Regions from separate parts of the Homo sapiens genome. Here region 2 is linked to region 1. A link is an interaction called in ENCODE POLR2A ChIA-PET data of the cell type or tissue named here. Cell type or tissue: GM12878. All regions are shown on one strand.

Region 1 (5,000 bases):
GCCAGGACTCAAACCCAGGCAATGATAGCTCCAGAGTGCGAGTTTTCAACCATCACACAATCACGGAAGCAAACGCTGCTGCGTATGGTTATGACCGCAGGAACTGAAGGGATTTGTGTCTAATTTTCCATGGTTAATCTTCTTAAAGTAACTTTTTAAAAGCTCTGTATTTATACATTTTCACCCACAAAACTACGAGTCAACCATCAGATATGGGAGGCAGTGTACTATCTTAAGTAACATTAGTGACTCTACAGGCTAGGCTCTGGGCAAAATGCAGCCCCCACTCATCTCTCCCCTAAAAGAAAATGAGAAAAAATGAGGCTTTGAGAGTCCCAGGTTCCCAGCCAGCAAGTGATGGAGTCAGGGCTTGCGCCCAGGCCTTCTAGTTCTAGTTTCTTCTACACATTGTACTGGAACATGGGAAAGATTACCAAGCTGTGAAAACAGACAGTGACTCACGTGGACTTTATGACCCCGGGGAAGCCAATTTCTCAAGACCTTAGTTTCTTAGCTAAGAGGCTGTTTTTAATTTTTTTTTCTCCCATGCAAAACCATGGTTTTCAAGGGCGCCCATTTTCCTACTGTCCCACCGTTCTATTAATCGGAAGCTATGGGCTGGGTGCCATGGCTCACGCCTGTAACCCCAACACTTTAGGAAGCCAGGGTGAGAGGATTGCTTGAGCCCAGGAGTTCGAGACCAACCTGGGCAACATAGCGAGACCCCATGTCTACATTAAAAAAAAATTAGCTGGGTGTAGTGGCATGCACCTGTGGTCCCAGCCACTCAGGAGGCTGAGGTGGGAGGGCTGCTTGAACCCAGAAGATCCAGGCAGCAGTGAGCTGAGATTGTACCACCGTACTCCAGGCTGAGTGACAGAGTGAGACCCTATCTCTTTAAAAAAAACAAAAAAAAAGAAAAATCAGAAGCTATGATCCCTCCTCCCCCAGGCCTCCCTCCCACCCATCCACATGAGATGACCTTCAGCTGGTTTCACTCTGACCAAAGCAAAGGTCTTCAATACCTACTTAGCCCACACAGGCTGTTTTCCTTAGGACTCAAATACTGAAACAATTCCAACGTTTCACTCATGGACACTAGACTGGGAATCCCTGAACCCAATGACCCTAAAAAGGTTCCCTTCAATTCTGAGAGCCCTGTAGCACTGAAGCAAAACTGCTGGCCAGAAAACATTTGAATGTGGCCACCAACAGCCATGAGGACTCTCTCCCAGAACTCAGGCAGGGTCTGACTCCCCCGCCATGGGCTCAGGCAAGCTAAAAAGATGCCCGACAGTAACTAGCCAGGGACAGAACGAGCAATACGTACAAGCCAGACCCAAGACCTGTGCCAAGGCTGCCCTGCACTTTCTCCTACTACCAAGATTAAGGATGAAAGAAAAGCAAGGCCTCCTTGTAACCGTGAAATAAAATGACCAGTCACCCCCACCCACTCAGGCTGAGAGAAAGGGGCTGGAAATCCAAGCTTCTGACTAAACCCCAGGAGTGTCAGAGCTAGCAGCCTCCATCTCTAGAGGGCATCCTGGTTCCTGTTCACTTTCCTGCTCCAACAGGACACACAAATCCTCAGAAAGAGCCCAAGCCCCCTGCCATATCACGAGGCCAGAGGAGCACGTTCACTCTGCCCTTTCCCTCCCCACCACCTCCGGGAGTCTGGCAAGAGTGGTTTACCTAAGTCCTCACCTCTCTGGCTGTCCCATCTGTTGCCTAGTCCTTGCCAGCCCCTTCCAGGTTCTGCTCGGATAAACAGAGACAGAGACAGTTTGCAGCTAAATGGCTCTAGGGGAGAGAATAGCTCCCAGCACTGCTGGCAGATGGTGGAGTGATAAGGGTGTGAGTGGAGCAGCTCAGTGGGACCAGAAGAGCTGGGCCACACCTACAGCTTGTTCCTTGATTGCGGAAAGAGGCCTGGCCTGGGTTTTCACCGGGGCAAGGGAGCCTCAGGACTCCCTGGACTCCCTCACCAAGAGGCTGGCACTCAGCTAAGATGATGGTCTACCTCTGCTCTCCAGTCTGTAAGTCACAGAACTATTGTCAGCTAGATTTAAGGAATTTGGTTCCCAGCCATTACTTTTAGCCTTCATGTTCAAATTAAAAGGGAAACGTATTTATAATGAATCTACTCACCTACACAGTCCCACAGGCAACATTATAGATCAAAGCATCTGGCAGGACATATTCTGGCCCCCACTGATTACAACCCCCCGAAAGCCCAGTGTGGCCGATTTTCTCAAATGATATTCATCATTTCAAATCAAATTAGCCACTAGAAGTATTCTTCAAATAAACACATACAGAACCTTTGAGGAAAAGAGGAGAAGGGAATTAACCCTCCCAGAGGCCATTCTGCCCTGCCTTTAGTAAACTAAAGAGGGTTTTAGGTCTAGGTGGAAAGATTATGCAATTTAAAAATAAGGGTAGCAGACGTTTGAGGATGGAGATGTCCCAGATCCATTTTCAGACTGGAAAACCAGTTTGGCATCTGGAGTGACAGGACCAGGATTAAATTCTGGTTATGCTACCTACTGGCTGTGTGACCTTAGGCAAGTTACCCGACCTCTCTAAGCCTCACTTTCCTCCTTTGTAAAATGGGATGATACAACCTCCAATAGCTCTTCAGGGGTCTGCCTTTTCCACCAAACCCTAAACGAAGCACATTTCTCAAAGTTCCGTCCTTCACTGCCTCTTTAGTAGTCTTCTCTCTACAAACTCCTCCATTCAATGCCATGAGCATCACCTCCAAAAGGAGGGTTCATGGGTCAACAAACTAACTCCAGATATTAGCTTCCACATGCCTTGCAGAGTCCCTCTTCCTCGGGCCTCTGTGTGCAATGGATCAAGTTCTCAGGCACCTGGTGAAAACCCCACATTACCTTGAGTTGCTTCCTGCTCTGCGCATTCAGCCAGGAGCCAGGTGCTTCTATTACGCCACTGGTAGCTCCCTCCTCATCTCTCCTCTATTCCAGAGCCTGCAATAGCCTACAGCCTCCTTTCCCACTATGTTCCCAAATATGTCTTATTTCCCAAGTCTTCAGTCCCCTGGACACACCCTCCCTGCTCATGCTGTTCCCACAGTTCCCCCAGACCACCACCAATATGCTACTGTTCCCTCAGAGCCTAACTCTAGCTATGTGTCTGTTGTTTTCTAGAACTCCTTTCTTCTCCATTCCCAGAGGTTGAACTCAGGGTTTCATCACTTCTTTCTCTTAGAGATTTCCTGCCCAAGGGTATGCCCCAGCCTAAACACCAGCCTCATTGCCCAGGAGTCAGGGTATCTGCTCCTGATCAGGATGCCTCTGCCTGGGAACCCTCCGCAGTCAAGGTCTTCACACTGCACCACCATTACACTCCAGCACGTGGTACCTGAGACTTACCCAGCATTTGCTAAAGGAACAGATACTTTGGTCATCTGGACAAGTTTACTGAACACAGTGTTCAGTAGAAACCAGATTATATATATATATACACCCTTTCTCCTAAGAGATGACAATGGAAAAATCACATGTGTGCTGAATTACAGACATGTTTATAGAAAACTGTCTCACTTATTAAGAACTAAAGGGTAACAGAAAAATTTAAATAACTTGCTAGACTTAGGGGAGATAAGAATTTCAGCAGTGCTGACTCCATGTTAGACGTGAGGGTGGGGGCAAGATCTGAAGAGGTAAACTGGGGTGAGAAGTACAGCCGCCCCCTCATTTCCCACAGTCAGCCCCAGACCACCAAAGGCAGCAGACTCATGGGTGTGCAGGTGTGTGGGATTGAGCAGTGCTTCCAGGTGAGGGTGCCATCTTCTTCCGCAGCAGACCCATTATCCCTCCTGCACCCTTATCCCAAAATGGGGCATCTCTACCTCCTTTCTGGAGAGGGATGGACCTCCAGCAATTGTAACCTACAAGGCCATGACAGTCATGGGAAGCATATCTAGAGGAAGATCCTTAGTACAGATTTGCAACCTGGGGGCATCTACTTACCTAAGGTGGGACAATCATTTTTTGTTTTTGAGACAGGGTCTCCGCTGTCGCCCAGGCTAGACTACAGTTGCCTGATCACTGCAGCCTCAACCTCCCAGGCCCAAGCGATCCTTCCACCTCAGCCTCTCGAGCAGCTGGGATGTGCCACCACACCCAACTAATTTTTTAAATTTTTTTGTAGAGACGAGGTCTCCTCATGTTGCCCCAGCTGACAGTCATTTTAGAAAAAAAACACCGGAATGCAAGCAGTCCCTTTTTGGGGAGCTTAATGCATATTGGAAGCCCTTGGTTAAGAGCTTGTACGTGGCTTGGTAAATGCTTCCACTCCAACCTCTAGGACCTGTGTACAAGCAAGTGTACTCTGGCAGCCTCTCAGTGAGCCCTCAGAAATCTCTAAAGACTTCTCTCTGATTCATCCTTCTGCCTGCTTAGGTGAGCTGCATAGAATGTTTTTCAGTCTGGGTTCAACCAGCAGGTAGAAACCAAACAGTAATCTAAGAAAGGGAAGTTTAATACAATAAATATGACACTTGAGTAAACTATAAAGATGAAATAACAATCTAAAGGATGCCCTGGAACAGATGAAAAATATCTCCCAAAATTTGGTAGGGCAGGGGTTTTTTCTGAGTTTGTTGAAGAAAGTATAGATGGCAGAAAAACTCCTGGGTACCTAGGCCAGAGATCCCCCACAGTCACCAAGCAGCAGGGGCAACCCTCTAGGGTACAGGCAAGCAAGTCTGGGTGTAGACAGTCAAGCAGACAGAAGGAAGGAGGGGCACACACAGGGAGTCATCAGGTGCTGCTGGACCAGAGTGAAGAGGCCTCCCTCCATAGGAGCTTACCACGTCAATGTATACCCTAGGCCAGAGCAGCTTAGGGTTGTGCTGAGGACAAAGATCAGGTGGCTAGCTCACCAGATGGCCAGCACCAGGGGGGCTTGGGGTACACACATGGGGGCTGAGAGGCTGTAGGAAGCAATGATCTGGGTTGGATAAGGACCACCCA
Region 2 (5,000 bases), 350 kb after region 1:
TTGCAGGGTGGTATTTCCAACATTTTGGAGGAACTGGTTGTCCAGCCTCTGTTGGTATCAGTCAGTGCTCTGACTCTTGCAACTGAAACTGTTCGGAGCATTCTGAAAATAGATGATGTGGTAAGTGTTTCCAGGTTGCAAATTTTCTTAGGAGGTCAAAAAGGCATATATTTTTTAAAGGTTTTTTGTTGTTGTTGTTGTTTGGTTGGTTGGTTGGTTTTTTTGAGACAAAGTTTTGCTCTGTTGCCCAGGCTGGAGCACAGTAGCACAGTCTCGGCTCACTGCAACCTCTGCCTCTGGGGTTCAAGTGATTCTCCTGTCTCATCCTCCTGAGTAGCTGGGATTACAGGTGTGAGCCACCACACCTGGCCATTGTTTTTTTAAAAGTTTTTACTTTTTTTTTTTTTTTTTTTTTTCTGAGACGAAGTCTTGCTCTGTTGCCCAGGCTGGAGTGCAGTGGCATGATCTCGGCTCATTGCAACCTCCGCCTCCTGGGTTCAAGCGATTCTCTTGCCTCAGTCTCCCACCTCCCAAGTAGCTGGGATTACAGGCATGTGCCACCACACCCAGCTAATTTTTGTATTTTTAGTAGAGACGGGGTTTCACCATGTTGGTCAGGCTGGTCTCGAACTTCTTACCTTGTGATCCACCTGCCTCAGCCTCCCAAAGTGCTGGGATTACAGGCATGAGCCACCGTGCCTGGCCAAGTTTTTACTTTTGATAAATATTTGCTAGTCATCAAGGTGACAGCAGTTCTTAATACAGGTTTTCCTTTTATTAATTGCCTTAAACATTTTCCAGCTTTAAAATTCTGTCATTACAGGTTTTGAAATCTAAGTTTTTCTCTTATCAGGTAAACACTCGATAATCTGGATAACTGACTAGCACCATTATGATCACCAGTATTGTGGCTGGAATGGAAGAAGATCACCTTGGTGTTCCTTGTTTGGAAGATTATTTCCTCTGAATTTCTGGGCTTGGTCTTCCAGTTGGCATTTGCCTGAAGTTGTATTGAAACAATTTAATGAAAATATTAAATATTTGGTTTCAAAAGGCAGATTTATCTTCTCCCAACATTCTGTTATTTCTGATACTTTTGAAAAACTAATAAAAACTAATAAAAGAAGCGTAAAAAGTGAGTTTACATGTTGAGGAAAAAAATGGCCCAATATGCTCATCACTGATAAATGCTCCCTGGCCTTAAAAACTACCAACATATAATATATATGCTGTCTTAAAAGTTAATGATCCAAGTGGCACCTCTCTGAACCTACTTTGGCTTGGGAGGCTGCCCAGTTAAAACAAAAATAAGTTAATGGTACAGAAAGAGAATGAAAAATGAAAGCCTCCTTTTATCCTATCATCCTAATTCCTTTTCCCAGTAATAATGACTGCTGTGTTGGATTCCTTCTGCAAATAAAAGTGTATACATATATGTAGCAAATCTTACTTAAACAAAAGGGTTTCTTAACTAATGTCTTGTTCCAGTGATTTTAAACATCTTGATTGCCACTGTCCTGATCTAAGCATCAGTGTCATCTCACCATGAAGAGTGTCAAATCTGTAACTAGTCTCTTCCCTTTAGCCACCTTCCAATCTATTTATTTCGCACATATTGAAGTCTAGTGATTTTTTTTTTTTTAGAGAAAAGCTCATCACCCAGGCTGGAGTGCAGTGGCGTGATCATAGGTCACTGCAGCCTTGAACTCCTGGACTTGAGCTAAGAATAAAGAATCCTGCTTTATTCTTTAGAATAGCTACAGCTACAGGTATGTGCCACCATCCCTATATATATATGTGTGTGTATATATATATATATATATATTTTTTTTTTTTTTTTTCAGAAATGGGATCCCACTATGTTGCCCAGGCTGGTTTTGAACTCCTGGCCTTAAACAGTCCTGCCTTGGTCTTCTAAAGCCCTGGGATTAAAGGCACTTAGTCAAGCACTCTTTTTGTAAAAGCTTTCATACCTTTGAGTAAAGGCTAGACCTTTTAAGGTCGATCAAAAGTTTGGCCTAAACAATCTGGTATTTCAGCTACCATCTCCTTGAGTATTTCACAAGGAGTTTCATGAAAGCAACTAGGCCCCTCTAGCATTGTGGAGAAAGGATTTCAGCCAAACAGTCTGAAGCTCCTTTTGTGTTCATCATGAAACTGAAATAGTTAACTAACTTGGTAAGTGTCTAATATTTTTAGATAAAGATTTCTGTATTATCTGGAATTTAGTACTTCAATTTATTCCTCACTTTGATAAGAACGTGAAATATGTTAATTCTAGCTGCCATAAAACAGTTGAATCAGGTATATCCTAAAATCATAAGTCAAAATACCTAATCCATATTTAAACATCTGTCAGTTACTCAGCACAAGATGTTTTTTTTTTCAGTGGCAGTGCCTTGCCATGTTGCTTCGGCAGGAGTGGTGGCTATTCATGTGTGAAGATCATAGCTCACTATAACTTCAAACTCCTGGGCTCAAGTTTGCCACAGCCTCCCAAGTAACTAGCACTACAGGCCTGTGCCACTGCACCCAGATAGCAGAAAGTTTTTTTTGTTTGTTTTTTTGAGACAGAGTCTCGCTCTCACCCAGGCTGGAGTGCAATGGTGCCATCTTGGCTTACCACAACCTCCGCCTCCCAGGTTTAAAGCAGTTCTGCCTCAGTCTTCCGAGTAGCTGGGATTATAGGTGCACGCTGCCACACCCGGCCAGTTTTTGTATTTTTAGTAGAGATGGGGTTTTACCGTGTTGGCCAGGCTGGTCTTGAACTCCTGACCTCGTGATCCGCACATCTCGGCTTCCCAAAGTGCTGGGATTACAGGCATGAGTCACCATGCCCAGCCAAGTGTTTTTGTTTTATGTGTTTTGACACAGGGTCTTGCTCTGTCGCCCAGGCTGGAATGCATTGGCACAACTATGGCTCACTACAGCCTCAACTTTCCAAGGCTCAAGCAGTCCTTCCACCTCAGCCTCCCTAGTAGCTGGGACTACAGGCGCACACCACCATGCCTGGCTAATTTTTGTATTTTTTTTTCACAGAGACGAGGTCTCGCTGTGTTACCCAGGCTGGCGTTTAATTCCTGGGCTCAAGCTATCCTTACCTTGGCTTCCCAAAGTGCTAGGATTACAGGCATGAGCCACCATGCCCAGCCTAACAGCACAAAGCTTTTTGTTCATAGGTTATGCCTAAATAATACAAATAGTGTGTATAGCAGCATTCTTCGAATTCTTCCAGCCGGACGTGGTTGCTCACGCTTGTAATCCCAGCACTTTGGGAGGCCGAGGCGGGTGGATCACAAGGTCAGGAGTTTGAGACCAGCCTGGCCAACATGGTGAAACCCCGTCTCTACTAAAGGTAGGAAAAAAAAAAAAGCCGGGCATAGTGGCAGGCACCTGTAATCCCAGCTACTGGGGAGGTTTCAAGAGTAGTATGAACATTGTATTACCCTCCACTTAGATTTAGCTATTAATTGACCTTTTGTTACATAGTTAGGTAACAGAAGTCATTGCAGTATGCAAAATGGAGACAACACCCAAAAACTTTAGCACAAAGGAAGCCTAATAAGTTTTACCCATGTTAAATGGTTATGAAGTACTGTATTAATACGTCCATCTCAAGAAAAAAGAAAACAATTGTAAGAAAACAGTTCTGTAATGTCCAACACCCAATCCGTGTTCAGATTTTTCTGACAATCTCTAGAGCAGGGGTGTCCAATCTTTTGGCTTCCCTGGGCCACGTTGGAAGAAGAATTCTCTTGGGCCAAACCATAAAATACACTAATACTAACAATAGCTAATGAGCTAAAAAAAAAAAAAATACATATATAAAATGTTTTAAGAAAATTTACGAATTTGTGTTGGGTCACATTCAAAGCTGTCCTGGGCTGCTTGTGGCTTGTGGGCTGCAGGTTAGACAAGCTTGCTCTAGAGTGTCTTTTTTTTTTTTTTAATTTTTTTGAGATGGAGTTTTGCTCTTGTCGCCCAGGCTGGAGTGCAATGGTGTGATCTCAGCTCACTGCAACTTCCGCCTCCCAGGTTCAAGCCATTCTCGTGCTTCGGCCTCCCTAGTAGCTGGGATTACAGGCACGTGCCACCACATCTAGCTCATTTTTGGTTTTTTGTTTTTTTTTTTTCAGTAGAGACGGGGTGTCACCATGTTGCCTAGGCTGGTCTTGAACTCCTGACCACAGTTGATCCACCTGCCTCAGCCTCCCAAAATACTGGGATTACAGGTGTGAGCCACCATGCCCAGCCTGAGCCCACACCCAGCCACCTTTTTCTTACTCAGCCTCTCAACAGATTGGATGATGCTGACCAGCACTGGGGAGGGCTATCTGCTTTATTCAGTCCACCAATTCAAATGTTAAATCTCCTTCAGAAACACCTTCACAGACACTCCCAGAAATGTTTTAACCAAATATCCCTTGGCCAGGTTGACACATTAGGCATCATAAATCTACCCACTGTCAACTTGGCCATCATATACATCTTTTTTTTTTTTTTTTTTTTTGAGACGGAGTCTCGATCTGTCACCCAGTTGAGATCCGGTGGTGCGATCTCGACTCACTGCAATTTCCGCCTCCCGGGCTCACTCCATTCTCCTGCCTCAGCCTCCCGAGTAGCTGGGACTACAGGTGCCCGCCACCATGCCCAGCTAATTTTTTGTATTTGTGGTAGAGACGAGGTTTCACCATGTTAGCCAGGATGGTCTCAAATCTCCTGACATCGTGATCCACCCGCCTCGGCCTTCCAAAGTGCTGCGATTACAGGCATGAGCCACCGCGCCCGGCCATACATCTTAAACCATACTTAAACCGTCAAATAAGGTAATAACATGGTCATAAATCCAGCTGACATGATACAACTATCCTGTGTAGGACCAAAAACACACTAACCCCTTCCTCAGAAGAAGAGTTAAAGTCACTGAGTGAAGTTTTACTCTTCTTGATGCCCCATAACCAAAATACTGTAATACAAAAAATACACCTTACATTATTACA

What was found. Peaks named below come from ENCODE experiments on the same cell type or tissue, not always from the same donor. Only the 100,000 strongest peaks of a DNase experiment are listed, where the experiment ranks them.
Region 2: POLR2A ChIA-PET joins it to region 1 with 5 read pairs; 2 of 35 experiments call an interaction of 5 or more read pairs at or near these places.

What each region holds. Positions count from the first base shown.
Region 1 is chr2:62,212,320-62,217,319 of GRCh38, reverse strand. The region is part of intron 1 of B3GNT2 (UDP-GlcNAc:betaGal beta-1,3-N-acetylglucosaminyltransferase 2); the gene reads right to left. Among named protein-coding and RNA genes, the nearest start is that of MIR5192, 9.0 kb to the right of the region's middle. RefSeq lists an enhancer at 1,327-1,826. In GM12878, no CTCF peak of the experiment used is centred here; no DNase peak of the experiment used is centred here; H3K27ac peaks cover 365 bases.
Region 2 is chr2:61,864,560-61,869,559 of GRCh38, reverse strand. It overlaps CCT4 (chaperonin containing TCP1 subunit 4), which reads left to right. Exons shown (of 14, transcript NM_006430.4): 13 at 7-120; 14 at 854-1,475. The coding sequence ends at 868. Among named protein-coding and RNA genes, the nearest start is that of FAM161A, 13 kb to the right of the region's middle. In GM12878, no CTCF peak of the experiment used is centred here; no DNase peak of the experiment used is centred here.